2 separate regions of the Homo sapiens genome follow, and region 2 is linked to region 1. Evidence: chromatin loops called from intact Hi-C (ENCODE). Cell type or tissue: psoas muscle. All regions are shown on one strand. Links, peaks and the distances in the headings refer to the core of each region. The heading gives the core; the rest is flanking DNA. Region 1 overlaps ARHGAP10 (Rho GTPase activating protein 10). Region 2 overlaps ARHGAP10 (Rho GTPase activating protein 10).

Region 1 (15,347 bases), core at 7,710-10,209:
CAAGTGATCCACCCGCCTTGGCCTCCCATAGTGCTGGGATTACAGGTGTGAACCACCATGCCCAGCCCATCCAGAGAGTCTTCAAAAAATTTTGTTGAAGCCAAAGTTGCTTAAAATAAATTATAGATAATGGTGTCATCTGACCCTAGCTGGGCATTCTGGGGACTTTAAATGGACTGGAAAGTGTTCCTCAGATTACGTGGCTTTTTATAGTTACTGCTGGATTCACATGAAATGATTGTGAACTTATTAAGTATTAAGAGAGGCTGGGAGACATTTGGTATGCCAAAATTTGGGGGTGATCTGAAGACTTTGAAAATCTGAGACTCCAAGTATGGAAACACATTCTCCAGATGAGATTTTTCCTGCCAGTGTTTTCATCTGTGCATATTTTTTATGCTGAGGATTGTGGATTTAAATCCTACATTACTAGGTATGCTTGTCACCTTTACTCTTCCTTTTCCACAATAAAAATTCTGTTTCACCGTAGTACTACAAGCAACAATAACAGTAGTTACCTAGGCACGCAGAATCTATAATCCTGGTTACACTCGAGGTGGAATTTAGCATGTGTGTATGTTTTAGTGAAAACCAGATCTCTAATTATGCCTTTCAGTAAGTGAATATCACAGGCAGTGGAGTGCAGTTTAAGCAGTCATCTTTCTTCTGTAGCAGTTCTGCAGAAAACTGACATTATGAGCCACGGTACAGCCAACACTCAATTCACAACACGTCCATGCCTGAAACAAGAAGGGCTTGATATTTTTGGTCATAAATCAAATGAGGAGTGAATTCCCCAGCTTCCTATTCATACGCATTTTAAAATGTCATGAAAAGCACTCCAACCTTGAGAGGCCAAAAAGGGGGTTGGGGGGAGTAGTTGAAGCAAGCCTGGAAAGGAGATTTTTTTTTTTTTTTTAATGGAGACTTTCTTCTATTTCAGAAACTTGATTTATTTTTTTCTGTGCCATGGATGGAATACATCTATGTTTCTCTGAAGTATATACTAAAATGTTTCTTATGTATCTTTTAAAGGATTTACTGATGAGTGTGTATCAGTCCAGATTTGTCATTATGTTAGGAAGTTTGTATATAGATGAGTGCCTCTTGGACTTGAGTATGCACCAGAACCTCCTGTAGGTCTCACTGAGACCCACACTGCTGGCCCCACCCTGGAGCTGAGGATTCTGTAGGTCCGAGAAGGGTCCTGAGAGCTTGCCATTCTAAGGAGTTCCCAGGTGACGATGAATGAGCCTTGATATGGAAGACCATCCCCTGCTCCTTGCCTGCCTCCAGGGCTGTGCTGAGTATAAGCTGCTTCTCTGAGGAGCGTAATTAGGATAAGTGATTGCTCCACCTCTTTTGTGTAAAACACACTCTTCTAGGGTCGTGCGTTGCTGTCCTCCCAGTAGCCGGTGTGTGCTTCCCACATGGTCTGGTTCTCTTTGCCTCAAATATCTGTCCTGCTTTTTTGCTCAAGCCAATCCTGACCTATCTTAACGGTCTAATTTAATCTTCACCTCCGGGAAGTCTTCCCCATGCTGTAATCTACAGGGAGCCTCTAAAGAGATTCCTTGTCCGTATTTCTGCTGATACTTATTATTTGGCGCTAAGAAATTCAAGTTGCCTTTGAGTGTTCTTTAATATTTGCCTTTTAGTATTATTTGATATTTATATGGAATAAATGTTTCTACCTATCTAGCTAATCTTTCCCTTACCCCAAGCTAGATCATAAAATTGTTTTTTTTGTTTGTTTGTTTGTTTGTTTTTTTTGGGTGGGGGGGCGGGGGGCGGGGGGCGGGGGGTGGTGGTGGCGGTGGGAGGGTGGGGAAGACTGAGTCTCACTCTGTCACCCAGGCTGGAGTGTGGTGGCATGATCTCGGCTCACTGCAACCTCCGCTTCCTGGGTTCAAGTGATTCTGGTGCCTCAACCTCCCCAGTAGCTGGGATTACAGGCACGTGCCACCGCACTGGCTACTTTTCATATTTTTGGTAGAGATGGGGTTTCCTCATGTTGGTGAGGCTGGTTTCAAACTCCTGACCTCAAGTGATCCGCCTGCCTTGGCTTCCCAAAATGCTGGGATTACAGGCGTGAGCTACCGTGCCCTGCCATAACCTTGTTAATGATAGGAATTAGATCTTATATTCTTTGAACTTTTTTGTGATATTGATGTAATTATTAGTGAACATTTAATTTCTTATTTTAATGATGTATTTATAGAAATGCTGCCTTTTGGAAATCTCATTTCTTTCTCTGTGTTACTGAATGTCTCTTAGGCTACTACATTTGGTTTCTTACTCATCATCATCTTTTTTTTTTTTTTTTTTTTTTTTTTAAGATGTAGTCTCGCTCTGTTGCCCAGGCTGGAGTGCAGTGGTGCCATCTCAGCTCACTGCAAGCTCCGCCTCCTGGGTTCACGCTATTCTCCTGCCTCAGCCTCCCGAGTGGCTGGTTCTACAGGCGCCCACCACCACGCCTGGCTAATTTTTTGTGTTTTTAGTAGAGACGGGGTTTCACTGCGTTAGCCAGGATGGTCTCGATCTCCTGACCTCGTGATCCACCCACCTCGGCCTCCCAAAGTGCTGGGATTACAGGTGTGAGCCACCGTGCCCGGTTGATTCATCTTCTTTCTTATAAAGATTACAAACTCTTCCTCTAGGAATTCCACACAATTAATCTTACCATTTGCTCCTTACTGTGTTTTGTTTCCTTAGCATTTATAAGTTCTCATTGTATGTTCTCTTCTTGTCTTTTCCCCCTTTATCTCTGCATACCAGCTATACAGTATTAAATATCATAGGTTCTAAGTAAATGCTCATTAAGATTCCTTTTAACCAAAGTTGCTATGGAGTCATTGAAACTCTACTCTGGGCTCTTAATAGGAGGCAATGCCTTTACTGTGGTCTCAGGTCCTAAGGAATGGAGTCCAAATGTATGTGGATCACATAGGACCCCAGTAGATCTGTTGAACAAAAATGCTAAAATCTTGTCCACTGGGAAGCAGTTTGCAGAGGAAAACTTACAGCAGCCGTGGTTCTGACATAGGTGGTGTAGCTGTTGCCTCTGATAGGTAGAAAACAATGCAGCAGAATTGGATTCCTTGGATTTCTGCTGATGTTCATGACTTGTGGGTGTTATTCATTGCAGTCAATCAATCTGTAGCTCTTACTTACCTGTACCCTCAGTAAGGCGATGGGTGACTTCATTGCCAGTGAAGAATTGCTAGCTCAGTCTCCTTGGAGGACATTGCATCATAGGTCAAGGTATTTCGAATGTTCCAAAGTCATTTTTTCCCCACAATAAGGTAGTTTTCGCTAAACAGGTTTTCTTCTATTGTAATTGATGGAGCCGGGTCCTTGACAAGTAATCCTTTTAGATTCTCTGCCACAAAAGAAAATCTCTTTTAAGAAATATCGGGCATTGCTATCTGCTTCCTCTACAGATTTCAAATGAAAAGGAACACCTCCTTTTCTGCTGGCACATTCTCAAATTCAAGATGGCATGGTCTCAGAATAGCTCACTCTAGCTGGGGGTGCCGGCACCCTGAGATGCATCTCACTGTGTGCCCTGGCAGGCCAGGAGGGCAGTAGATTCCCCTCTCCCACCCACTGAGAGGCTTGGCTTTGTTTATCCTGAATGTTGATATCTCTAAAGCATCTATCCCAGCTAGTGCCTCAAGCTGTCGTTGTGCCACTGAGATTTGTGCCTACTCAGACTTGATGTCAGTTATTTAAAATCACTAGATAACACCTTCCTATTCCCATATACAGCCTTGTGCATGTCATCATATACTTTGTGTGCACTCACTGGTAACCATTTTTATTCTCGTCAATGCAATCACTTGTTTCCTTTAAATTGGGCAAATGAATGGGGGGTTTCTCAGAGACAGCTGCTTGGCATTTCAAATTACTTGACTGTTGGTTCCATGATTGCTTTTCAGGAAGTCAATAAATTTTGCTGGGAGATACCAGAGTACCCCGCTCCCCCAAATATGATTTGTGGCTTAGTACACCACAGTAAACTGTGAATGATTTGCCTAAAGTTCAGAAAAATAATCATTTTAGATCATTTTTAATAGATTTCTGTGAAGTCTGGTGCCTACTGAGAAATTACAGGGTGGGAGTCACTGGCAAACCCTGTCTTCACTTCCTCCTTTCCTCTCTCTCTGTCTTTCCTTCTTCCCTCTCTCTCCTCCTTCAGAGAGGGCTTCCTCAACCCCAGCACTCCTTGAGGGCCAGGACACTCAGTTCACCCTAGAAGTTGGTATCTTAATCTGATTATGTAAAAAAAAAAAAAAAAAGATTTATCTTTTAAAAGTGTTTTTTTGCACATTTGCTTTTTTTTTTTTTTTTTTTTGGGCTAATTGACCAAAATGAACATATACTGCTTTTGTAATAAGAAGTGGGAAGCTCTGTAAATTTCAGGTCAGGAGAGGGTGATAAGTAACCTAAAGGAATGAACTTCCCATTGCAAAAACTTCCTGCATCTTTCTTGGTTAGTAGGGGGATGATTTCCTAATAAGATGAGCAGCTTTACTCTGTTTACTTGTATCTGGGCCCTGGTTACAGAATGCAGTGGGTTACACTGAGATCTCTAGGAGAGCCTAGTGCCTTCTTGTGGAAGGATGTGGTCTCTGATTCTGGGTACTGTGAAGAATGAATTGGCAGCCAGTACCTGTTACCATACCTAAGTAAACAGCAGGGTCACTTAGATAGTGGAGGTCTAAGGGAGCTCAAATCTAAGGAAGAACAGGGGCCAAATGAACAGGAGGAACATGCTGCCTTGCTGTGAGCCCACAGCAGCCTGTTAAATTCTGCACAGAGGTTAGCTCCTTCCCCTACCTCTTGGGGGTCTGGGGATTTGAGGGAGTAGAACCTTTGGCTTTAGCAGAGGCTGGTGGTTGAGGCTGCAGAAAAAGTATTAGATACCCTCTTGGCACTTCCAGGCTGAGAGACCATGGAGCATTTAGTATTATGGGCCACCAGACTTTGTTTCAGCTATTTTGTAGATGACGTTTCATCTTAATGCTTGCATCAACCCAGTGCGGTAGATATATCTTCATTTTTAAAAAGATTGGAAGGCGCAAAGGACATAGGAAAATTGGCCCAAGCCACACAAGCAGTAAAGGACAGGTGAGTTTGACCCCTCATGTGTCTGCCCAGTGACTTGTTTTACTGTAGAAATTGAAATTGTGCAGTTGCATATGGGGACATTGCTTGAATTGCAGGTATTCTCCACCCTGCCCCGATTCTGAAACCCAGTGAAACAGCCATGGCTGTCAACTGGTCAGTGCCCTTGGTTTGAAGAGGGAGCACTGACCTTACATTAAGTCATGTGGCTGTGGTTTATAATTATCTATGGGGAATAAACACTTGAATCTGGTTGCTGCGCATTTATCATCTAACACCTTGGCTGAGATGCGGGCGGGAGGGCCTTCTCCCCCACAGCAGAGCTTGAGAGACTTGGAAATTTGATCTATGCAACCAGGCAGCATCCATAATCTTTTTATGAGTAATATGATATTCGGTTGTCTCCCTTCAGCTTCAGAAACGCTCTGGAAGTGATTCTCAGGGCCTGTATACTTGGCCATCTACCATCACATTGTCTATTCACATTCAGTCTGGGGGTACAACTTTTGTCCTGTGTGTTTCCTTGAATTTCTTCTCTCCAGCTTTGTATAGAAATTATGCTATGCCGACTGCCTGGCCCCTTACATGCTTCGATACACATCCATTGTGGCTTGCTGGGGTATTTTTGGTATCTGCGTTGTGTACTTGGCACTTGCGTGTGGCCTAATTCGTGCCTTCCTTTGCTGTGCTGTAGCTGCAGGTGCTGAAATTTGGAGGTTTTATTTTTAAGTCAGAATGTTGATAGTCCATGTAACTTTAAAGCCCTACCATGAAAAGATGACTTCCCAAAATAAAGACATGTCTGAATTTTGTAGTAGCTTTTCCACTGCTTAAGACTTAAAAACAATTAAGTCTTGCATCAGTCATTTTTGGTTTTTAGTTTAACTGGTTTTTGTTGTTAAAGATTTTCTTACTTGATGCCATTGTTGTAATTTATTATTTGCTATTCATAAATTGGCTGTGTCTCAATATCTAAATAAAGTAAGGACCTCATGGGCTCTCTCCGTAAGTTCGAGACCGTTTACATTGGTAAGTCACTGATTTCAAACAGGCCTGGCCTTGCATCCACGTTCTTTTTCTTACAACCTTGAAGATCTTTTATATAAGTGATTTAAGCAAACCAGGGATTTAAGCAAACCAAGGCTTAGCAAGATTATCTGTAAAAGGGGAATAATAACATCTGCCCCTCTGGGCCGGGGTGAGGTTTCCAGATACCACATGTAATAAAACCCAATCACTGCTCCCCTGAGAGCTCGAGGCAGCCACCTGCTGGGATTTTCCTTTCCTCTGAGAATGTAGTTTAATATTCTTAGTTTAACTTGACCCCAACTTCCTGGTTCATCAGTTACATAATCTCCTCACTGACTAGCTCAGAGAGAGAACCTTTCTAGCCTTGGAGAAGCTCTAGATGTTGACCTGAAGTTGTGTTGTTTTTAGCAGTTACTGTATTTATTCCCGGAGGACTCAGCTGGGGCTTCTCTCCTAGCCTCTTGCTTTGGGGATCTGCTTTGTCAGAGCCTCTGAGAATAGACCCTTGGCTATCACATGATCAAAGCATGGGGAACCTACTGAGACCCAACCACATTTATAACTTATTCTGAGCCGTATACCCAGGTAGCTCACCCATTACAACAAGTAACCCATAAATCTCTTTGTAAGTGATTGGTGGATTTTTCTGAGCGGAGTATCTGTGTCCCTTTAGAGCTGTGCTTGGCCCTGTTGAAGATGTTCAGCCTTCACATTGGGTGGCAGCTGGTCGAAACATTCCTGTCAGTGACTGCAGGACAGTAACCTTCAGACCTCGAATGCCCCCTAATTTTCTGAAATGAAGTTACAGTTCCTTTTCTGTTCAACTAGCAAGCTAAAGTTCAGCCCTCTTACCTGATTCCACACTGATCATCTGGAAGGAAGGTAGGATTCAAGGAGAACTCTTTGAGTGGAAGAGCAGTCAGAGATGTAATTCTGCGCCTGTTCTCTTACAGCAAAACCAAGAACTTTTGCTCTAAGAGAGTGGACTTTGGGAGTGAACTTTGTCAGATGATTAGATGGTGATGTCCTTTCTTGTTAAAGGAGGAAATCCATGTAGGAGCCTCAGGATCGCACAGGCTGAGGACTGAGTGTTAAACATGGCAGGCCTTCCTTCATGGGGCTTGAGGGATTTCCTGCAGTGCCCTTCCTCCTCTCCCTGACCGCCTACCTCCTGCAAAAGATATTTGTTCTCAGCTGGGCGCGGTGGCATACGCCTGTAATCCCAGCACTTTGGGAGACTGAGGCAGGCAGATCACTTGAGGTCAGGAGTTCGAGAGCAGCCTGGCCAACATGGTGAAACCCTGTCTCTACTGAAAATACAAAAATTAGCCTGGCATGGTGGTATGCACCTGTAATCCCAGCTACTCGGGAGGCGAAGCACGAGAATTGCTTGAACCTGGAAGGCGGAGGTTGCAATGAGCCAAGATTGCGCCACTGCACTCCAGCCTGAGTGACAGAGCAAGACTCCGTCTCAGGGAAGCAACAAAATAAAGATATTTGTTCTCAAAGGTGAACAAGTTACTGCTTTTACGTGCTGGCTTCATGTATTGGCTGGCTCCCTGCTGCTTGAGAGATGATCTTATACAGTTGAAGAAGGCCTCTGCTGCAGGAAAGCACTGGGTATGTGTGGGTCAGCCCCAGGCACGAACAGGGGAGCCCCGCACCACAAAACCAGTGAAGATGGAGGGGATTCTCCATCCGAATTGTCTTCATCTCCCCCAAACCCCACGTCCCTTCCAGGCTTCTTATCTGGTCTGTTTAATCCAGGGGTGAGCAAACCGTGGCCCACTGCCACCTGTCTTTATAAAGTTTTATTGGAACACAGCTACACTTAGTTGTTTACGTTTTGTCTGTGGCTGCTTTTTCACTGACAGTGATAGCAGAATTGAGTAGTTGCAGAAGGCCTGCCAAGCTTGAAGTATTTACTCTCTGGCCCTTTACAGAATAAGTTTACTGATCTTGAGCTAATCAGTAATCAAAACAGGTCTGTTTGGAAGGGCCCACCTTTCTTAAAACCCAGCTTTAGGAAGTGCAGTTAACCACTGTGGTGGTAGATGGAGAGTGCCAGGTGATTTTCAGTGTAAGCTTCACACATCTCTTCTTGTCATTAAACCAACCAGACATTTTCCCTATGGGTTTTGGATGCCCTCAAATGTTTATTTATAATTTCAGAAGGCTTTTAGTGTTTCAGTGACTGAAAAACCTATGTGGGGTTGTTCTTTTTATAATGTATCATTTAAAATAAATTTTTATTTTGGAATAGTTTAAGGTATGCAGAAAAGTTACAAAGATACTACAGAGCTTCCGTAGACCCTTCACTTCCCCTCTTCACTTCCCGCCCCCACCCCACCTCCGGCTCTTAGCATCTTACAGAACTGTGGTACCTTTGTTAAAAATAATGAAATTAGTGTTGATACAGTACTGTTAACTAAACCACAGACTTCATATGGACTTCACCAGTCTTTCCAATAATGTTCTTTCTCTGTTTCAAGCTCAAATCCAGGATGCCATGTTTCTATAAGCAACTTTAGATTTTTTAAATGATGACATCTACTTAATATAGTCATACTTTTTTCCCTTTGCATAGCTGATTTGCTGTCTTTTGGTAAATTAAATGGTTAGTGATGATATAACCCTAGAAATCAGAGGTAAGATCTGACCTAGAAATATGTAATAGTAGTGAGGGCTTCATTTATTGACTGCTTGCTATGCTTCAGGGCTTTACGCCTATCATCTCATTTAAACCCACAGTGACCCAGCCGATGAGTCATGACTCTCTTCACGTTAGCTGAGGGAGTTTAGGTTGCTCAGCCAAGTTTCAGTTGTGGATGACACTAAGTGCAGGCTAATGATGGCAACTGTGGGCCAACCTCTGGGGGGCACTCGTAAGTCATTCGCTTCCTTCTCAGCATAGCCTCTAGCTATTGACAAAAAGAGGAACAAGCCTAGGGGAGGAAGAAACTGCAAGCTGGCACTCAGCCAACAATGATAGTGCCAGCTCTGGCACCCAGGTCTCTCTGCAGAGTGGCAGAGTCTTAGGCATTTGTAATTTGCATGCGTACAATCCTTCAATGGCCCCTCTTTGCCTTTAGGTTATGATTGTGCCTCCTGAATATCCCGGTACTTGCATCTCTCACCATTCTTTCCATATTCCATTCTAGTCACTGAAAAGGACTTGAGGGTCTGAGATCTGTGCTGTCTTGTCAAAACAGGGTTTACTAGAAACATGACCTTGAGTAAGTTGCTTTCACCTTTCTGAGATGGTCTTCTCATATGTCATGTGGAATAATAGGGTGGTTGGGAATAAGTGTACTAGTGCCTGCCTGTTGCATCTAGCACAGGGCTAGATTGCACAGTTGTGCCTCACATGAGCCTGGGTGTGGGGAGGTGATGACGATGTTGACTATGGTAGCATCAGCTTCAGCATTAGCTCCGCACAGATGCTGCCTCCTCCAGGAAGCCCTCCTGGCTATCCCCATGGTTATTAGGTGCTTCCTCCACTCTTCCTCTGAGGGACCTTGGGCAGATCGCTACATGGCTCTCAGTGCCTGTATTATGGTTATTAATTGGGCATTCTCCACTCACTTGGCTGCAGAGCAGGTGGTGTCACGGTTTCCTGGGTGTCCCCAGGGACTAGCACAAGGCCTGACAGGAAGTCCTCAGACTGTAAATGATGAGCCAGTGGGTCTACTCCGAACCTTCCTGATGGGCAGCAAAGTCCTTCTCCCCCAACGCCGTGGGTTATGGCGACTTGCATGTCACAGGCCTTTGTTTCTCTGCACTGCTGTTGTCCCTCGGTGTGCTCGTGGGGAGCCAAACAATGTGCTTGCGTGTGGAGTTCTCCCTCTCCTGGCACTTAAGGAATAACTGGCATTTATTTGAACAGAGATTTTCCCATAATATACAGATCTACAATATTTCCTTCTGTCTTTATTAACATTTTCAAACACTCTTGCCCAGGACAGCTGTTCTAGACTTATGCTGTATGTTTCCCAGACTGGCATGAAAGATCATTTCACTAATGTGTTAGCTTCTGCTCAGAGACCTGGCAAATGAGAGTTTAGAATCTTTCATTGCAGTGCAAACTTCTGATTTGATCTCGTATTGTATAACCGTAGTGAAATATCTTGGTATTTGGGGGATTTAGTCACTTCAAATAAGCATTCATTTCTTTTCTTAATGCGTATTCTCCTCGCTCTACCCTTTTGAATTTAGATTGCATTCAGTGCTTATACAGGCTGGAATCAGGGGCTTGTATCTCTAGTGCTGCCCAAAGCCTGACCTGTGTATATTATGCAAGAAATGTTTGTTAGATGCAGGAGTTCTCTGGTGATTGGTGCAACTGGTGTCGAGTTTTAACAGTTAAGGCCCCTACTCCCTTCCCCCTTTCTGAAATGTTTGTGATCTGTCGCTGCCAGAATGTTTTTAATATGCGTGGAGCGTAGAGTCTGGTACTGGAGGCGACTGGATCACAGTTTGAATCAGAAGCAGCATGGACTGCTGATCTGTTCCATTTTCTAAAAATACACTTTGTAAAGTAACCACATATACAGCACTGTCATAATTTCATGTTTTGGGGTTTGGCCCCACTGCTGCACGTGAAAGCTACAAGGTCTTTCCCCGAAATTCAGGCCCATGTTTCCAAGCAAGAGTGTTGACTCTTTTTAAAGAAGAGAGTTTCCTCATCCTTTACACAAATGCATATTCTTTCCCTGCTTACTGTCTTCCCAGCTCTTCCACCCACCCCACCTAAACACAGGAAATGCCTCCGTGGCGTCAGGAACAGTCAGGTAGACTTTCAGTCTGTGCATTTTCAGGAACGTGTTTCCAAGTTAGCAATTTGAAATCTTCATGTGCTTTTAGTGAAACACTCTTGTTTCTATTTGTCCCCTTTCTTTGAGAAAGAAGGACGGTGATGTTGGCCTTCCGTGCTGAAGATAGAGAAGAATCCTGTTTTAGGAGATGCCTTTTGCAGTGTAGTGTGTTAAGTTGGGAAGATAGCGAACAGATATTAGCAGTTCTGTATATTTCTTCTGTCTTGGTAAACGTGGTTTCTGAGCTTTTTAGGAACAGTTGACTTCTTCCTCCATTTTCGCAAACTGCAACTTGGCTTTCAGGAAACTTGTGGCACTTAGGTACTTTTTTGTACTTGGTCAGTAGCTTGGCATTAAACAGAATTGGTGGTTTGTGCTCATGCCAGTCTTACTAATCAAAAATCCGTAGTTAAAGGGACAACAAGAAAAAAAGGCAATAAATAGATTTTTTAAATGTTTAAATTTGGGAAATGGTAGGAAAGGACTCTCAAAAATTTCATTATGTTCTAGCACATAATGAGCTTTTAATTATTATTTCACTAATCACCTTTGATCTTTTTCCCAAAGATGTTCTTTGGGAAAAAGCTGGGGCTCTCCCCTGAACCACAGAGTACAAAAAAAATGATCTGGTGAGTGTTTTAGTTCTCCCAAGGATGATACTGTCAAGAACTGTGAAGGGTCTGAAACCGTACCCTGCTTGCGAGCTACCAAATTAGCCTACCATCGTTTCCGGGATGCTGGCAGAAGGCGTGGGACTCGCGGTCAGAGCCAACAGCCTCTATTAATCACAGCAATGACAGTATCAGTGTTTTCTTGTGCCAGTTCCCTGAGTTCCAGTTCCTACAAGGCAATGCAGCTTGGGCCAGGTCACACCTACATGCCTCAAGAGAGAAACCTGGAGCTTAGAAAACCCAGATCTTTTATGATGGGTAAAGCCCACTCTTTGAGAGAGAGAGAGAGAGAGAGGGGAGAGAGAGGAGAGAGAGAGGGGAGAGAGACGAGAGAGAGACGAGAGACAGATATGCCTTAGGGCTCAGTTCTCTCTTGGAACCCAGGTTGAGGAAAAGCTGTTAGTCCTTTGCTTATGGGCTGCCATTCCAAAATGCCTCGTGTTCCTTCAAAATGTTTTAAATAAAAGAAGGGAAAGAGAATATCAGAAATTCTCTTCTAAAACTAATACTTTCCTCTACCGTTTTTTGAGAAAATGTAGGTATTACATTTTAGATGATATTTAAAAAATGTTTCGATTCTTCTTATTAAAAAGTAACCCAAAGTTTGGAAGGTAAGAGATGGTTACATAACGAAGCTCATGTTTAGTTTTTTTTTTTTTTTTTTTTTGGCCTTCCAAAAAATATGGACAGGTTGCTTTTGGGAGACACTGTGAAACATGGCATCATCTGACGTGTACTGGCTTTAGATGTGAACCCATTACACGACTTAAGTATATTTACTCACTTGCCTCACCTGATCCTTCCCAGCCGACAAGCCTCTGAAAAATTTCCTCTATCCAAGCAGCTACTGTGCTGGTTCCCAAACCTTGTTTGGCTGCACAGGTCTCTTCTTTCACAGGCTTCCAGTTGTCCACACATCTCATTGCCTCATCTCCATAGACACTGTCTCCAGCCTTGCACGTTGCCCCGTCTTGTGAATATTCCAGCTTACAGTGTGTCTGCCCTTGTGGGGTTCTGAAATCAAAGGAGTTACCTAGTAGAGGCTTCTGAGACACACCCAGGAAATCACATGCAGAAACTTAAGTCTACATGGGAAGTGTGGGAGGTAATCTTGGTGAACCGGTTAGTGCTAGATCACATAGCGCATGTGTTAAATAGCAACAGAAAGATCACAAAAAAACAAAAAAGGTGAATGTGGAGAACTTGACCCTGGACAAGGACTGCTGATTCTGTGTTCCTGTTTTGGGATGAGATGGAGAAAGCCAGGGTGCGGGACAGGCAGGCTTTTCTGTTGCGTATCTGTCATTACAGTGGTTCTTTCACTTTCTAAAAACTGAGGGGTATTTTCCCTAAACAAACACACCCACCCACCCGCGGGTGTTTTCATGGAGGTTTCCTTTTTTTTTTTTAAAGAAAGATGTGAGGATCAAGCAGACAATACCTATAAAATTTATGCTCTTTATTTTTCAAGGGCCACATAAGTGTAGTCACATAGTTACTTTATCTTCTTCCTGTAACTGTCCTCCCTCTAGGCAGAGGGATGGCAGTCATTGACGATTTATGACTCTGAAGAGCTGATGGGGGGTGTGGCAAAACATCTCATCTTCCTCCATTCACACCCTCCAAGCACCTTGAATAATTGCTGGGAGATAACTTGGCAATTGTTTGGCTAACTGTGGCCTTAATTTCCTGCCAGGGCTTCACTCACGCCTACCTGTCCTTTCCGTTCCTGATTAGTAAGACAACATTCAGCGTTCCTTTTCTGCTAAAAAAAAATGGAGTGACTTTTGTGACTGTTGATACAGATCACTTTAAGATTTATAACAAATCTTGCCTTGGGATAAAATAGATTTTATGACTCCCAGATGAATGGCTGGATAAGGGAATTGTAAATAAGCTCTTAGAAGAATAATGTTTTTTTTTTTTAAATGACCCCCTTTTTTTCCTGACCAAAGCATAGGAAAGCTTCTGTGTATTAAATACCTACCAAGTCAATTATGCACCAGATTTGTAAAATCCACTTTTGGTTTTAGAGCTTTCTAATTTGGTTGCTCCGATGTTGGCTGATGGCTCCATGTCCCCGCCAATCTGCCTGGCTTCGTGAGATCTGGAAAAAGAGTTAAAGATCTTCCTGTGGAGGCAAGAGAAATACTTGAAGGCATCAGAGAACAACCAGTATCAATGTGCCCTTTCATTTATTGGTGTCGCAGGCCTTCAGGGAAGGTGTATGGGTTAGAGAGGCCACAGGGGGAGTATTGGGGGAGGTGGAACTGGAGCTGAGCCAAGGAAGGGCAAGATTAGAGCAGGGCGGGGAGCTTGAGAGGAAAGGCAAAGCTTGAGGCGGAGGTGGGAACGCCAGGAAGCAGAGCTGTGGCAGACAGGGTAGGCTGCTGGGGCGGGACGGCCCCTGGTAGGTGAGCAGGTGCAGGAGCATTGTGTATAGGGAGACAAGTGGGTAAACTTGGCCCTAGGTTGCTGAGTGTCACCGTGTTGGAGGATTGCACCTAGGGGCTGGCCAGGAGACCATGCTGGTACTGAAGAACACGGTGCTAGTTCTCCGGCAGGGGAAACAATCTGAGAGCATGCTGAGGAGTGCAGAAGCCTCGGGAAACTGCTCGTGGAAACTGGTGTACTGGTTTAGCAGAAGACGGGGTATCTTAGGTGAAGAGCACCTGGGTGCTGCAGACAGGGAACACGTGTGTGTTCAAAATGTCACTGAATGAAACGAGACACTTCTCAAGGGAATGTCATAAACCATAGTCGCCTCCAGTTCTGAGGTCACTGAAGAGTAATTCAGATTAACACGCATCAATTATTTGAACTCTCCCTCTGTGCTTAGAGGCCATTCCAGGTGTCTGTTCACTGACCTGTTTACATTAACTTTAAAAAAAAAGGGAAATATTAAGAAATGCTCTGGTCACCAGAAGTTTTTGCTGTTCATTGGTTTCGAAGTCTTTGGCCCTCTCTAGAGGAAGCCTGAATCCAGTGGCATTTTCTTCTGAATTGCCACACGTGTAGGAGCAGGTGAAAGATCTTTAAATGTTTAGCTGATCTTTTGCAGCTGCCGGTCATGTGCTTGATGCTAGATTCCTGTGGTTTTCCTTATAATTAGAAAAAGTGAATACCTTGAATGTCCCACTACTCCTTTGATCAATTAGATTCTGGTTTTCTAATTAGTGAACTCATAGGGTGCTAGCAGGTTGGACAGATTGGAGAACCTGGAGAAGGACAGTAAGACAGCTTGAGTTTGGGGCTGTGGCTGGTTTCTGGGTTGTTGGTATCCGTAGTTTGGGCTGCAGCCCCGGCAGGATGCAGAGAGGACTCTGTCCCTACTGGTCAGGCATGATAGGGGAATTAGTGACCTAGTCATCTGGGATTGGGATGTTGTGCATTTCGTGTTCTGTGGCCTTTCTGCTATTAATCCTGTCCTTCAAACTCCTACCCTTAGCCCAGGCCAGACCCGATCGTCTATGGTCCAGTGGCTTAACCCACAGTCTCCAACCACAACAAGCTCCAACTCAGCTGTGACACCTCTTTCACCCGGGTCGTCCCCTTTCCCCTTTTCTCCTCCTGCTACTGTAGCGGACAAGCCACCTGAAAGGTACGTGGTTTGGAGTGGAATGTGGAATATGGTGGCAGCACACACAGGGGGCTTGATGAACCTGAGCAGGTTCTTGTGTTCTCTGCTGGCAAAAGCTTGCCC
Region 2 (15,347 bases), core at 5,512-8,011, 220 kb before region 1:
AGCCACCGCACCCAGTTGAAACCACAGTTAACTTTTGCACTTACCTAAATATTTTTTAAAAAGTGTTTCAGAGTATTACTAAAAGAATGTATGATGGTTAAAATGAGTTAAATGCATTCCACCTTTTAGGAGCAAATATGCTATTCTTTCTTTAGTATGCCCTAGGGCACTTGTCATCAAAGTATGGTCCCTGGTCCAGCATCACTTTAGGAACGTGCAAGAAATGCACATTCTCAGGCCCACCCCAGAACTCTACTGAGTCAGAAACTCTGTCAGCTGGTCTTTCATGAAACTCTCCAGGTGATTCTGAAGCAGGCTGAAATCAGAGCTACTGGCTTAGGGTGCTAGTGAAATCTTGGCTGGCAATCCTTTCCTTAGGGTTAGATCTGTCTGGACGTTGGATACACTCTAAATTGTTTCGTGATGACTGTGTCCCTGTCAGGAGGTTAAAATAGTGATGGAAAGCCTAAGCTTTGACTTCTCATTTCCAAAGGATTTGAGACTATAGCTGGTTTGTGTTAATGGAATAGGTTTAGTAGGATTTTTAGTGTTACTTACTTTGTATTTAATATTGCTTGTGAGTTCTTATAGGATAAGTACCTAAGGCATTAGATGCCATTAAAAAGATTATGCCTTTAGTTTCATCTTATTATATTTACAGTATTTTATATGGCATGTGAAGCTTGTTTTAATCAGTTCTTTTACAGTTTATGTGGATTTCTGTTGGCAGGCACATTCAGAATGGAGGAAATTCATCTTGAACTTATTTGTGAGAACATTTCTCAGTTTGGTTTAAAAGTTGTCAGTGACCTAATTTTATGAAGACTTTTTCCTCCTTGGAACTGACCTTTACAATTGGACAGCATTGCTTTTTCTTACAATTCTCTTTTTCCCGTAAGCCTGTTATTCAGTCAGATAGGGATGTCTTTGTAAAACCTGTTTTTCAGGAATGTACCGTTTGAGAGTTTAATTTACTGACTCAGAATCCTATAGAGATCACAGTCAGGAATAACTCAAATCAAAATTCTAAAATGAGTGAAGATTATCTTAGGCAGGAGGCCTGTCTCCTTCTTGGACCCCTTTCCCTGCAAGGCCTTGCCCCATGACTCAGTGTCCTCTCTGTTGGTGACTCATTATCATCTGTGGCCTTCCAGCCTTGTCATCATCAGATTCTACTTCCCTGTTGAAACTTACATTTCCTGAATTTCATATCCTTAGGGTGTATTCTCTGCTTCTGAGGAATCGGCCAACTCTGCTCTCTTCTTCCCCCTGACTGCCCCGCCCGACATACACACACCCACCCACACACACACAAGGGACCCTAGAATGTAACCAGCCCATTTAATTGTCTAATCCAGAGGAGTGATTCGATTATTGGGAATGTGTGCAGCTGAGTCTGCTGTTTCACTAGGGAAATATTTCGGGATGAGCCAAGGTACCTAGGATCAGCCTTTAGACCATGTCATGAAAATATTAGATGGTATAGCCTTGAAAACAAAGAACTGAAGAGAACTTAGGGAGACATATTTGACCACTTAATTTTTTTTTTTTTTTAAAAAGAGGAGTCCAGGCACGGTAGCTCACGCCTGTAATCCCAGCACTTTGGGAGGCCGAGGTGGGTGGATCTTGAGGTCAGGAGTTCAAGACCATCCTGACCAATGTGGTGAAACCCTGTCTCTGCTAAAATTACAAAAATTAGCCAGTCGTGGTGGCGGGCACCTGTAATCCTAGCTACTTAGGAGGCTGAGGCAGGAGAATCGCTTGAACCTGGAAGGCGGAGGTTACAATGAGCTGAAATCGTGCCACTGCACTCCAGCCTGGGTAACAGAGCAAGACTCTGTCTCAAAAAAAAAAAAAAAAAAGGAAATTGGAGCTCATTGAGGGTGGAGTTTCTACATCACTAAATAAGGTTGTGACAGAGATGAAAATAGAATCTTTCACATCTTCTAGTATCCTAACGACATTATGCCTTACCTTTTTCTCTTTGTAAGACATAATATTTTTCCTTCCACCTTTGAACATTAGTGAAATGGATATGTATCTTATAGTTGCTATCCACCAGGCAGCAGTCATGAAACGGACATGAGGTTACTTCTCTTTTACTCTTTGGACAACTGTAGCTCCTCAGTATTTCAGTCCACAGACCACTTAAGGAAGAAATATGAATGCTGGTGGTGGTTTGAAAACCTTCCGTTGAGACCTGGTTAGGTCAAGGAAGTGCTGGTATCAGTATCCAAAGAGTGGGTGCCTGCCATCATCTTGGAAGAAAATCCTGGATACAAGAATGGAGCTCCTTAAGAGCACCCTTTGAAGAAATGATGCATCTCCAGTATTTTCAGTGGCACAGAGGAAAAATATGTGTGGTGATACGGTTTGGCTCTGTGTCCCCACCCAAATCTCACCTTGAATTGTAATCCCTATGTGTTGAGGGAGGGACCTGGTGGGAGGTGATTGGGTCATAGGGCCAGTTTTCCCCATGCTGTTCTTGTTATAGTGAGGGAGTTCTCACGAGAGCTGATGGTTTAAAAGTGGCAGTTTACCCTGAACTTGGTTTCTCTCCTGCCACCATGTAAGACGTGCCCTTCTTTCCCTTCCCTTGTGCCAAGATTGTAAGTTTCCTGAGACCTCTGCAGCCATGTGGAACTGTGAGTCAGTCAAACATCTTTTGTTTATAAATTACCCAGTCTCAAGCAGTAACTTCATAGCAGTGTGAAAACAGACTAATTCATGTGGGAAAAACCAGATTTTGATGACTGAGATGAAAAGTGATTCAGAGGAGTTGGACTTTGAAGAAGTTTTAGAAATATCTTAACAAAAGTAGTTTGCTTACTTCTTTATGCACAAGAGGGATACATGATGAAAACATACCTTTCAAAGAGCTTTTTCAATGTATATAAAAGTGCTAAGTGTTAAGCTATTATTTCAAGATTAGCAGGATTTTTTTGTGGTAGGATATAAAATAATGGAGTGTTTTACAGTTGGTGGTGATTAGATTCAATGATATATATATTAAGTTGGTGGTAGAGATTGTGTTAGATATTCAAGAAAATGCCAATGTAGTGGGAAAATATGGTTTCGAAGCTGTGGCAGCCATGGGCACCTCTCAGATAGAGGAAGGAGGAGTGACATTGACTATCAGGCCCAGCTGCTCTGTGGTACAGTTGTGTTAGTGTGAAAGCCATGCCTCCCACGTTCTGCCTATCTTTGTCTGTTTTCTGTTGCTTATAACAGAATACCTGCAACTAGGTAAATAAAAGGAATTTGTTTCTTACAGTTATGGAGGCTGAGAAGTCCAAGAGTGGGGGACCCAGGTCTCTCTTCCTTTTTCTTTCTATAAAGTCACCAGTCTACTCCTGTGATAACCCATTAATCCATTAACTCATTAGGCTGGGAATGGTGGCTTACACCTGTAGTCCCAGCACTTTGGGAGGTGAGGCACGAGGATTGCTTGAGCCCAGGAGTTCAAAACCAGTCTGGGCAACATAATGAGACCCCATTTCTGCAGGGGCAGGGGGAAGCCAGGTGTGGTGGTGGCACGCATCTGTAGGCCCAGCTACTTGGGAGGCTGAGGTGCGAGGATTGCTTGAGCCTGGGAGGTTGAGGCTGCAGAGAGCTATTATTGTGCCACTGCACTCTAGAGTCTGGGTGATAGAGTGAGACCCCATCTCAAAAAAATTAATAAAATTCATTAACCCATTAATTCATCAGTGGATGAATCCATTCATCTTTTAAGGCCCCACCTCTCAATAATGCCAGACTGGGGATTAAGTTTCAACTTGTTTGAATGTCCCAAGCCTTCTAACGGCAGCCTTGTTAGACTTACCCCAGAATGGCACTGCAGCCTCACCCACACACACAAACACACAGACACATCCACCCACCCACACTCACACCCACACCCATACACATACCCACCCACTTCCACCCGCACACCCACCCACCTGCCCCCACCCTCACACCCATACACACCCACCCATCCGGCTTGCTTTCCTTCCCTGTCTCCTTCCCCTGGGTCAGACCTGCATCACTGTCTGATGGCCCCTCCAGTCTTCCCTGGCTCCCTCCCCATTTTCTCTCACAGATGTTTCCCCTAATAAATTTCTTGTGTGTCTCATCCTGTCTTGGTGTCTGCTTCTTAGAGGACCTGGACTAACAAAAATGAACCATTTGGAGTAAAAGATTCAGGGTACTTAGCATTGTCATTCATCGGTTGCTATTATCACTATAAGCAGAAAATGTTGCTTTTATGTAGAAATGCTGTTCTTTAAATTATCTAAATTTATAGGAGAATCCCACTTCATTTATAAATATTTTGAGTGCCTACTATGAGCCACCGTGTTCTCACACCTGAGGATACAATGAGGAAACCCTTGTCCAGAGTGCTCAGCTAGTGGCCGCCTGGTAGAGAATGAGTTCCCAAGAGTTTTTCAACCCTGCAGCCCTTGTTTTTTACTGTTGACTGCCACTTTTTTCTCTTAACCCGTGCATCACAGATGGGCTGGAAAGAAAAGCTTTTGTCATTGATTAAAGCCATTCTTTTCTGAATGTTTCTTTTCTTCTCTCACATTTTTTCTTTTTCTTTTCCTTTTCCCTTAAGTCTTGCTCTGTCGCCCAGGCTGGAGTGCAGTGGCAGGATCTTGGCTCACTGCAGCCTCTGCCTCCCAGGTTCCAGAGATTTTCCTGCCTCAGTCTCCCTGAGTAGCTGGGGTTACAGGCATGTGCCACCATGCCTGGCTAAATTTTGTATTTTTAGTAGAGACAGGGTTTCACCATGTTGGCCAGGCTGGTCTCAAACTCCTGACCTCAGGTGATCTGCCCGCCTTGGCCTCCCAAAGTGCTGGGATTACAGGCATGAGCCACTGCGCCTGGCCTATTTTATTTTCTTGATTTAACAGTTTATTGCCTTAGTATGCACGAGGTTCCATTTCTAGCTGTGCCACTGAGTCATACCATTCACTTCAGAAACTAAAATTTTCTCTTATGTAAAACAAAAAAAAAATTCAAAATTGCCTCATGAAACTTTAATTTCTATGGGGTTTTTATTTCCTCTCATAATAATATTCTTCCCAAGTATTTATTTTGTTTAAAATATCGAAGCGAGGTTCTTACTGTCCCTTATGCACAGAGGGAAGGAAGATCAAGTTTCAGCATCTGCTGCATATCCTTATTAGGCAGACTCATTCCTTAAATACTCAGTAGCTTTTGTTTTATGATTCTCATTTTTTCCTAAGTGTACTTAAAAACAAATCTTTACAGGTAGATTGTGTTTGATTTAAATAATCTGAATAAAATTTCTGCTATCTTTTTTCAGTTAATGTCCTTCAGAATGGATGCTAGCTTTTCTTTTGTGGGAGGCAAACACACCCTAACATACTTGTTCGTAGAAGATAGATACTAAGAGAATCGTAGACTTTGGTGATACATTGACCTTTTTTTTTATTTTTATTTTTTGAGAGAGCCAGGTCATAGGCAGATATTCAGGGAATTAAATCAGAGACCAGAAGTTGTCAGAATTTCAGCCTTAATCCTCTTTAATAGGACTAGGTTTCAAGTTTTTCACAGTTCAGGATTGAAAGTTGATAAAATTCTTACTGGGGACATTTTATTCTTGGATTATCTGTATGAAAGCAGAAGTGTGATAATTGAACTAGTCGATTTGGGATATATACTTTAAAATCATAGTTTCTAGCTTATTATGTGAGTCGTCTTTGGTCTGAAAGAATGAGGCATTATTCAACAGCCATTTCCTATTAATCGGCTCCTGATTTTCAAGTTTGAACCCTGTGGAATTAATTTATAGCACCTGAGCACCTGTGTCCCAGTTAGAGCTTTGTGCGTGGGTTCCTTAAATCTAAGTACCAAGTAAGCTAGTACTTAGCTAATGAGTGTGAGCTATTGCCATCATAAAATTGAATTTCGTTTTTACATTAGTTTCTCTACTGGGAAAATTAGATTAGCTTGAGCTGTGCTTGAAAATAAAATACCATACTGGGATTTGTTGGGAAGTTACAATTGCTTCAAGTATGATGTGCCTTTTTTTTTTTAAATTGTTTTAGGTAGGGAGAAAGTATTATTCCTGGCTTTATAGTTGAGAATATTCAGGTAACAAAAGGAAATTGTTATTTTCTGTCATCTAAAAATAGAACTAGTTAGGGCAGAGCCAAAATGAAAACACGTTGGCCTCCTATTTTTCCGTGCTGGAGGGCCCTCGTAGCGAAATCGATTGTGAAACTTTTTCACTTTTTGTCAACATTAGTCTTTTGACTCTTGTTCTTTCTCTTATGTCAGGTATTAAAGTGGGGGAACTTTATTGGCCATCTTAATCTTTCTATTTAAACTTGAGCCTAGAATGATGGGGAAGGTATAGGCCGGGGGAGGCTGGATAGATGGAGAAAGAGGTACCAAAGGGTGAGTGTGGAGGGAGAGTGATGTAATTAATTGATAATGAATTGGTTTAATTAGGGGAACTCTTGTGTTAGGAGTATAGAGAAAAGAATACGAAAGCATTTTGTCAAGATTGTTTATACGGTTCTGAAATTCTAAAAAATACTAATCCTTTATTAGTCTGGATTCTCAATTGCAAGCACTAGCTAGTTTGAACATAAAGGAAATTCATTAAAGGGTATTGGGTTTCTTGTAGTATCTTTAAGAGATGTGGGGAACCAGGAATGATGCCCAGGTTGTACCACAGAGCTGGGCTTAGAGCAGATGCCACTATTGCTACTGGATGTGGACACTACAGTTTGCACCAAGAGCCTCACTGCCCTGTGGCTGTTGGAAGAACTGCTGCCTCTGGAAATTAGACTAGTTGCTGCCACCTCGCTAGAATCTCTGGTCACTGTTTTTTTTTTTTTTTTTTTAAAGCAGTAGCTTTTGAATCCAAGTCTTGGATGGGACCATCTCATTAGTGGAACCCTAGCTAGGTGTCATTACCTTACTGCAAGCCAGTGTCTGTCATTTTTGGCTTTTATGGTGGGAGGTGGACTTTGTTTCAGTGGGAAGGAGAATTCCTCAAACATAGGAAGGGGTTTCAAGTGCTGGGCAGCCCAAAAGGACTGATGTTCCTGTATGTGCCTGATTGTAAGACAACATTATTTTCCCAGAAGATTAAACATAATAAAATTGTTTCAGACAACTTGAACACGTATACTTTTAGGTATGCATATGTACATCTGCTAGATAATCAGATGTCTCCCTTCATCATTTACTTGATTAAATATGTGTCCATATTTAAAATCAAATAATAGGCAAAGTCAGCATATATTTTAGAAACATTTTCTGCACTTATTTAATAAAAAATTTGTCCCAGCTCTTGGCACCTTTGAGATTAGTATATTCATCATGGATACATTCTGAATTTTTCAGTACAGCTTTCCAGAGCATTGATGGCCACATCTGCCTGAGTTCTTTGAGCTATAGCACCTAAAATCTTTCTGATGCTTTCACTGGAAATTTTATCTCAAGCCAAAAGTATATGTTAGCAGCCCATTTGGACAGTCTCTTTAAAAAACTTATTCCTGAACCTGGCACAGTGGCTTGAATCCATAATTCCAGCTACTTAGGAGGCTGAGGCAGGAGGATTGTTTCAGCCCATGATTTCGAGGCTGTAGTGATCTGTTATCACACCATTGCACTCCAAGCCTGGGTGACAGAGTGAGACCCTTGTCTCTTAAAAAAAAAACACACACACACACACACCAAAGACTTAACTCTGGGATATGTTTCCATGATTTCTCTTCCTCCTCTTCTTCTTCACAGGGTCTAACTGTTGCTTGGGCTGGAGTGCAGTGGTGTAGTCACTGCTCCCTGCAGCCTCAACCTCTCGGCCTCAACTAGCCTCCCACCTCAGCCTCCTGGGTAGCTGAGACTACAGATGCATGCCACCCCACCTAGTTAATTTTCTGTATTCTTTATAGAGATGGGGTTTATGCCTTGTTGCCCAGGCTATGATTTGTTTAATGTAACCACTGATCTTATTCCTTTTAAAGTGAGCTTTATAAAATTACTGAATACAAAATTTTGAAGTCATCTCTGGAATTGTAACTAAATATCTTAAATTTCTTAGTGTCCCTTTGTTTTTGTAACTTAGTCCTGTTTGTAATCTCTAAGTATCTGAAACTAAATGTGATTAGGGCTATTTTAGGCTAAGATTCCTCAAACAGTTGTTGATCAAAATAATGGGAAAGTCCACTCCTTTAGAAGACTCTTAAGAACTCTTACACGAGGCAAGTTCTTTTTTTTCCTAACAGATCATTTTGGGAAAAAGATTCCTTTATGTTTAGATCTATCGTATCTATCTATCTATCTATCTATCTATCTATCTATCTATCTATCTATCTATCTGTCTGTCTGTCTATGTATATATAAAGTTTCTAGGCACCATTTAAGATTCCGTTTCAAGGAAAAACAAGAGCTGTGTTTTTGCTGAATGGTTTCTTTGCTGCTATTCTTGACATTAGAATTGGAAAACAGAATTTTCCCTTTAGTTTAATGAAATGGGAAGTATCTGGAAGGTCATGGGAGAAAATAGGGGAGATATTCCTTTGTTCTCAGATTATGCATTCCTCTGGGGTCAAAAACACGTGGAATCCAGGCTTAAAATAATGAGTGTTCTGGGGAACGGATGTAAAATTCCTTCTGTTTCACTATACTCAGCCTATCCTTGTTAGTACTGAGTGATTAGAAAGGCATGATTTAGTAGTTATACTGACTTACTCAGTTTTACCTAGACTGAGACTTTAGAAAATTGTTACTAAAGATACTATAGGATGTAGGTATGCCTTTGTTGTGTTTTTACTGGGTATGGGGTTATAGCCCTAAGTCCTATTGTCTTTAGAATTTATGACATCAGAACTTAGACTTTGATTTCCAGTGTGGGGGAATGTAAAGTTGTTGGAGTGGTTCCTCCCCACAGTGGAGTCTGATTCTCTGCAGGTTGGTTGTTATTCTCAACAGATTTTTTAGCTCTAGCGTGGACTGTGGAGGATAGATTAAGATAACATAACTTTCCTTTCCTTTTTAGACATTTAAGATCCTTACATCCGAATGTCTGACGAAAAAGGATTTCAGACTTGAGTAATTGTGGGAAACATTTTAATCCTCCACACTGTTACATAATACTCTTTTTACTTTGAATTGTGAAGTTCTAATGGATTCTCTAGTTTGCTGTTGTAGCATGATTCTCAAAACTACAGCATGGAAATGTACTTTGTACTTCTGTGTCTCCCAGCTCATTTAGAATCCCAGATTGATAGAGATGGATGAGGACCTCCGCTGTCCTCTTGGCCAGCTTTCTCCCAGTGCAGGCATGTGTGAGAGGGTATTCCTGGTCATGGGTCATCTAGTCTCTGCTTGGTTATGTGGAGGGAGCTGGAGGTCACCACCTTGCCAGGCAGCCTGTTTCATTATAGTTCTCTTGAGTCCCTATGATAGGAAACCCAAATCTGCTACTCTGCAGCTTCTACCCATCAAACCTGGCTTTGCTCCCTTTAAGCAAATCAGAATGATTTTTTTTCTTCTCTCATGCAGTACCCATTTAAATATTTAAAGACAGCTTTCATGTTTCCACTAAATGTTCTCTTCCTCCCCACTCACATGAAACATCTAGTTTTTTTTATTTCTTCCTCCTAAACCTTTTTAGCATTCTGGTTACATTCCTGCTTTACCCCAGTTGGAAATGGCTGTTTTAAAATGTGGTAACCATGCTATTGAGGTAAGCTCTAATCTAACGGGGGATGCAGTCGAGTGCTTACCTTGTTTGGATTCAGGCGGTATGTGTCATCAGTGTATGTTACAGGGTCAATTTGTGGCTCCATTGGCTTATGTTAAACTTTCAGTTAAGAGAACATTTTAGGAGATTTGAGCCCAGTATGAAATTCATGTGACCTGTTCTCGAGACATCTTGCACACCTGAGCAGTTGCCTTTCAGCATCCTGTAGATTGCTTATCCCAGGCAAATCCTAACGGCGCTACTTTTGAGTCCCTCTCTTTAGCTCGAGAGCTCCTTGAACTGTGATTCTTTTATCCAGCATTCCTTCTTCCTTCCCAACTTCTGATTGGCTGCAAATATTGTAAATGTATATTTTTTAAAAATACAAGATAAGCGTAAGAGCATTGTTTTGCCATGATACTCAAGATGATCCTTTCAGGCAGGGTTTGGCAAACAGTGACCCATGGGCCTGACCTACCTTGCTTCCTCTTTTTGTAAGTCAAGTTTCGTTGGAACACACTTGGACCCATCATTCATATGCTGTTTGTGGCTGCTTTTGTGCTACCACAGCAGAGATGAGTAGTTGGAACTGCAGCTGCATGGCTGCAAAGCCTAAATTATTTACTACCTGGTCTTTTATGGAAAAAGTTGGCTGACTTCTGCTGTGAGGAGAGAGCATCTGATTATTTCATGTTCAAGAAGCTTCCTTTTGTTTCCAAGCAGAGCTATCCAAAACCCTTTCCAAGGCTCACTAGCCAAGGCATTTTGCGACTTCTTTTCTTGGCTGGTTCAAGTATTTTATAGGAATATGATTATGTAATCTGTATGTGTGGTTATAAAATCACATTCTGTACTTGTTCTCTTATCTAATTTCTAATATGTTAGTATTTGAAAACTTCTCAATATTATTACTTCATCCATCTCCTTGACATTGGGAAACTGTCATCACTGTAAATTGCCTTTTAAGTTTTAGGGACAGTCCTAGATTTGGTATTCATTTGTTGCTGGGGAAGAAGGATCATGTTTCACCATTAGGAAACATCAGTAACACTTACTACTAACAAATATTATATAATATTTCTGTGAAATTATAGCAGGAAGTGAGAGATTCCGTGGAGCTTCCAGTCTATTTTGAGAAAAGGAAATTCTTGTTGCTCAGTTGACATTGCCTTATTGAAACATTTATTGGCTTCTTTATTATTTTGTTCTTAAATATAATTTTTAGGTTCAGTTTAGAAGTTATAAAATCAGGCTTTGCTAAAGAAGGAAAATCATAATTTTAAGCTCTTCAAAGTATTTTTAATAAAAAAGTTTTTTATAAATGAGTTGGATATAGTGTTATTTGCCACAACTACTACTATCCTTGTTTTGGAAATTTGCTTACCGATCTGAAGATAGTAAGGCAGAAACCCTTATATTCTTCCTCCCACGTCACCCCCAAGATGGAGTCTTGCTCTGTCACCCATGCTAGAGTGCAGTGGTGCAATCTTGGCTCACTGCAACCACTGCCTTCTGGGTTTGAGCGATTCTTCCTGCCTCAGCCTTATGAGTAGCTGGGATTACAGGTGCCTGCCACCATGCCCGGCTAATTTTGTTGTATTTTTAGTAGAGATGGAATTTCACCATATTGACCAGCTGGTCTCAAACTCCTGACCTCAAGTGATCCACCCGCCTCGGCCTCCAAAAGCGCTAGGGTTATGGGGTGTGAGCCACCATGCCTGGCCGTGAAACCCTTATATTCTTTTTCTACTCTAGTGTTAGCCTTTGGGGCTCAGACGGATATTGCATTGAATTCTCCAAATGAAGGAAAAATATAATGACCTAAGATTGCTCTTGTGTAATCTTTGTAGCCTGGTTCTTTTGGTGGAAGACAGTGTTTACTCCAGAGTATGGAGTTTTGGGGTTCTTATTTTAAAATGCCTTCATGTGTCTATATTATTTATAACCTACCTCTACTTTCTGAGCATTTCCTGGGTCCCATTCTGATGGCTAATGGAGACCATCCGATATCTCTAGCCTTGTCTCGTGATCCTCTCTGATTTCCTCATCTGCTTTAGTGACACCGAGCTGCTTAGGTTCCATGCCCTGAAATTGCTGTTTTCCCCTCTCCACATGGAAGGCCTTTGCCTGGAGAACACCGTCCCTCTGTTTCAGGCTGAGCTGTGCATAATCTCCTTCAGGAAGTCTTCTCTTACCCAGGGGGCCTTCCTCCTCTGCTCCCCAGAAGCTCTGCGCAGCTTGCCAGCACTTTGTCTGCCACGTCATACTGTGCTGACGTGTTCACATCTCTTAGAAACACTCGCCTGGGATGAACTCAGCCACCCACCTTTTCCCTTCCTTGCTGGAGAAAATCCCACAATAAGGCAGATGATAACTTCATAAACTCCTCCTCACCTATCTCAAAAGGACTTCTTGTTTCTCTAAGAAGTGTTGTCTCATTTGTAATGATTCTTTCATTCATTCTTCAGTTAGTTGGGCGTGAAACTTCTCATGTCCAAACTCTCTGCAAGTGACCTTGTTTTGTACTTTATGGAAAAAATAGCCATTTGGTAGCAACTCTCAGCTTTTTGTCATGAAGCCCACAAACCCGTTTGTACTGGGCACCCCTTTTCTCCTTCTATCACAGGGAAGGAAGGATTTTGACTCGTATGACAGGCCAACCCTCCATGCATGCTCAGCATCCCATCTCCTCCCGTGTCAGAGATTTTGAACCATTCTTTCTGGATTCTTCACATGGGCATTTAGACATGCTCTCATCTCTTAAATACCAGCTGTCTTAAAAGAATACATGCCTTTACTTTATGGCATGTTCTCTTTCAGCAGTCATCCTCTCTCTCTACTGCCCCACCTGGTCATTCTTTGAGGAAGGGTTGTTCCCCACGTGGTCTCACCTGTCAGTCATAAATCAACTCCAGCCCAGCCCTTTCTGCCACCTTGCCATGGATATTGCTGAGCTCTCATTCTTTCTTTAAAACGTCTCTGCAGCCCACACAGCTGAACTCCTTTTTTTTCTTTTTCTTTTTCTTTTTCTTTGAGACGGAGTTTCGCTGTGTTGCCCAGGCTGGAGTGCAGTGGCACGATCTCAGCTCACCGCAACCTCTGCCTCCTGGGTTCAAGCGATTCTCCTACCTCAGCCTCCCGAGTAGCTGGGATTACAGGCACTGCCCGGCTAATTTTGTACTTTTAGTAGAGACAAGGTTTCTCCATGTTGGTCAGGCTGGTCTCAAACTCCTGACCTCAGGTGATCCACCTGCCTCGGCCTCCCAAAGTGGGATTACAGGCGTGAGCCACTGCACCCGGCCTGAACCCCTTTCTTCTTTTATCCAACACCTTGGTAGCTTTCTCCAGTTTCATTGCCATCGTTTACCTCTGTTCTTTCATTTCCTGATCTGAGTACTTGGTCTGAGACATTTCCATTTTTCTACCGTCCTACCTCTCTACTTGCATGACTTCAAATGCCATCTACTTGCTGATGAGGACAAAATTGGTATCTCTGACCTAGGTGTCTCTTCTAGGCTGTGGACCTGTGTCTCTGACAGCTGGTTTTACTAAGATCTTGGGCGTTTCTCAGCATCTGGGATTTAACATGAGCCCTTAGTGTGTGCTCCCAGCTGCTTTCCCTCAAGATTTTCCCTGTTGCAGTAAATAGTGTCCTTTATTTTTTATTTTTAAATTTATTTTTATTTTTAGGATTTGTGAGTACATAATAGGTATATATATTTATGGGGTTATATTAGATATTTTGATAGAGGCGTGCAATGTATAATAGTCACATCATGGAAAATAGGGTATCCATCCGTTCAAGCATTTATCCTTTGTGTTACAATCTAACTATACTCTTTTAGTTATTTTAAGATGTACAATTAAATTATTTTGAGTATGGTCACTCTGTTGTGTTATCAAATACTAGGTATCATTCATTCTTTCAAACTATTTTTTTGTACCCATTAACCATCCCTACCTCCCCCCTACTATACTTCCCAGCTTCTGGTAACAACCCTTCTACTCTCTATCTCCATGAGTTCAATTGTTTTGATTTTTGCATCCCACAAATAAGTGAGAACATGTGATGCTTGTCTGTCTGTGCCTGGCAATAAGTAGAATTGTTATCTCTTCATTTGTTCATGCCAGAAATCTGGGAGGGATCCTGGAAATCTTCACCTTTTCCATTCGGTCAATCTCTCATTACTTTGACACCACCTGCAAATATCTCTCAAATCTGTCTACTTGTCTTTACTTCTGTTGTTGGTTGCCTTCATTTGAACCACCGCCATCTCTTCGTGTACCACTCTAGAAGCCTCCTAACGAGTCTGTCTTCCGGTTTTCTGTACCTTTCATCTCTCCCTCAGCAGCCAGAGTAATCTTGAAAAGCTCTAATTATCATTCTGTCAATTCACTGCTTGAAAACCCTCCTGTGGCTTTCCACTGTACCCCCAATAAAATGCTAACCTTTCCCAGAGCCCACAAGGCCCGGCACGCTCTGATCCCCTGCCATCACTCAGCATTACAGGCTCACTTCATTGCTCCTTACGCTTCAGCCATTCTGGCCTTTTGACATTCCCTGTAATGCTCAAACTCCTCACCTTCATCCTTTGCCTCTGCTGATCTCAGCAGGAAACAATTTCCCTTGCCCTTTGCACCACGGATTCCTTCTCACCTTTTAGGTTTTAGCTTAAATGTCACTACTTTGAAGAAGCTCTCTTTGCACACATTTCTCCTTAGACCTCCTCTAATGCATTCCTCACTGTACTCCTACTTTTCTTCATTGGAAGGAATTACTAGAATGTGCGCTTATATATCTCCTTAGGTGTTCATGTATCTGGCTTACATCTTCTCTACTGAACAGTAATTTCCACGAAGGCAGGGGGCTGTGCTTGTTTTGTTCATAGCTGTATCCCCATCACCTGGCATTGCATGCTTAACAGCTGTTTATCTCGTAAAATAGATAAATATTTAAAGTTTATTAAGATGGCAACTTTGGAGAAGCACCTCTTTGGTACTTTTATTGCCATGTTGCATGGTGGTTATGCTTGGTGGGCCCAGACCTACATGACTTGGAATCCCTATTCCTATCTTCTGTGAACTTGAGCAGTTGTTAGCTTCTGTGATCCCTGCAGTTCATTCTGGGCCGACTTCTTTCTTGAGTGTACCAGTTTCACAGAAGACATATTATATGGAGGTTTATTTGGGATCACTAGTTGGGTAGATCCAGATGTGGGAGCTTAAAAAATGACACAGGTGCTCATGTAAGTGTGCCTTAAGTTATCTATGAGACACTGTGTGTAAATTCATGCACTGTGAAAACGTATGCTAGCACTTCTTGTATCTGTACTCTCAAATGGAATGTGGGACATTCCATATTATTTGGGGAGTCAGGATTCCTGGCTGGTGGTGCTTTGTAGGACTCTTTGGTTTGCCATTGCTGTAGGTCACATGGTCTAAAATGTAGAGAGGATAAAATGATATTTTGAAAGATGATCCCTTTTCCCTGACTAGTTGTTGCTCTTAATTCTTTCTTTTAGAGCTTTGTTGCCCCAGCTATTTTACACCCAAGCAGCAAATTATCCAGGTGGGAGTGAGGGGAATCCAGGGGTCAGCCTGGGGTAGAAAGTTGAAACTGAGCATCCTGAATGTGGGC

What was found. Peaks named below come from ENCODE experiments on the same cell type or tissue, not always from the same donor. Only the 100,000 strongest peaks of a DNase experiment are listed, where the experiment ranks them.
Region 2: it touches region 1 in a loop (2.5-fold over the local background); 2 of 110 quality-filtered maps call a loop at or near these places.

The regions. Positions count from the first base shown.
Region 1 is chr4:148,048,056-148,063,402 of GRCh38, forward strand. It overlaps ARHGAP10 (Rho GTPase activating protein 10), which reads left to right. Exons shown (of 23, transcript NM_024605.4): 21 at 15,093-15,245. Among named protein-coding and RNA genes, the nearest start is that of MIR4799, 270 kb to the left of the region's middle. RefSeq lists an enhancer at 3,954-8,067. In psoas muscle, for the core only: no CTCF peak of the experiment used is centred there; a DNase peak (open chromatin) is centred at 9,076; H3K27ac peaks cover 2,500 bases.
Region 2 is chr4:147,830,803-147,846,149 of GRCh38, forward strand. All of the region lies in intron 3 of ARHGAP10 (Rho GTPase activating protein 10), which reads left to right. Among named protein-coding and RNA genes, the nearest start is that of MIR4799, 56 kb to the left of the region's middle. RefSeq lists enhancers at 605-1,804, 12,481-12,540. In psoas muscle, for the core only: a CTCF peak has its summit at 6,786; no DNase peak of the experiment used is centred there; H3K4me3 peaks cover 334 bases; H3K27ac peaks cover 940 bases.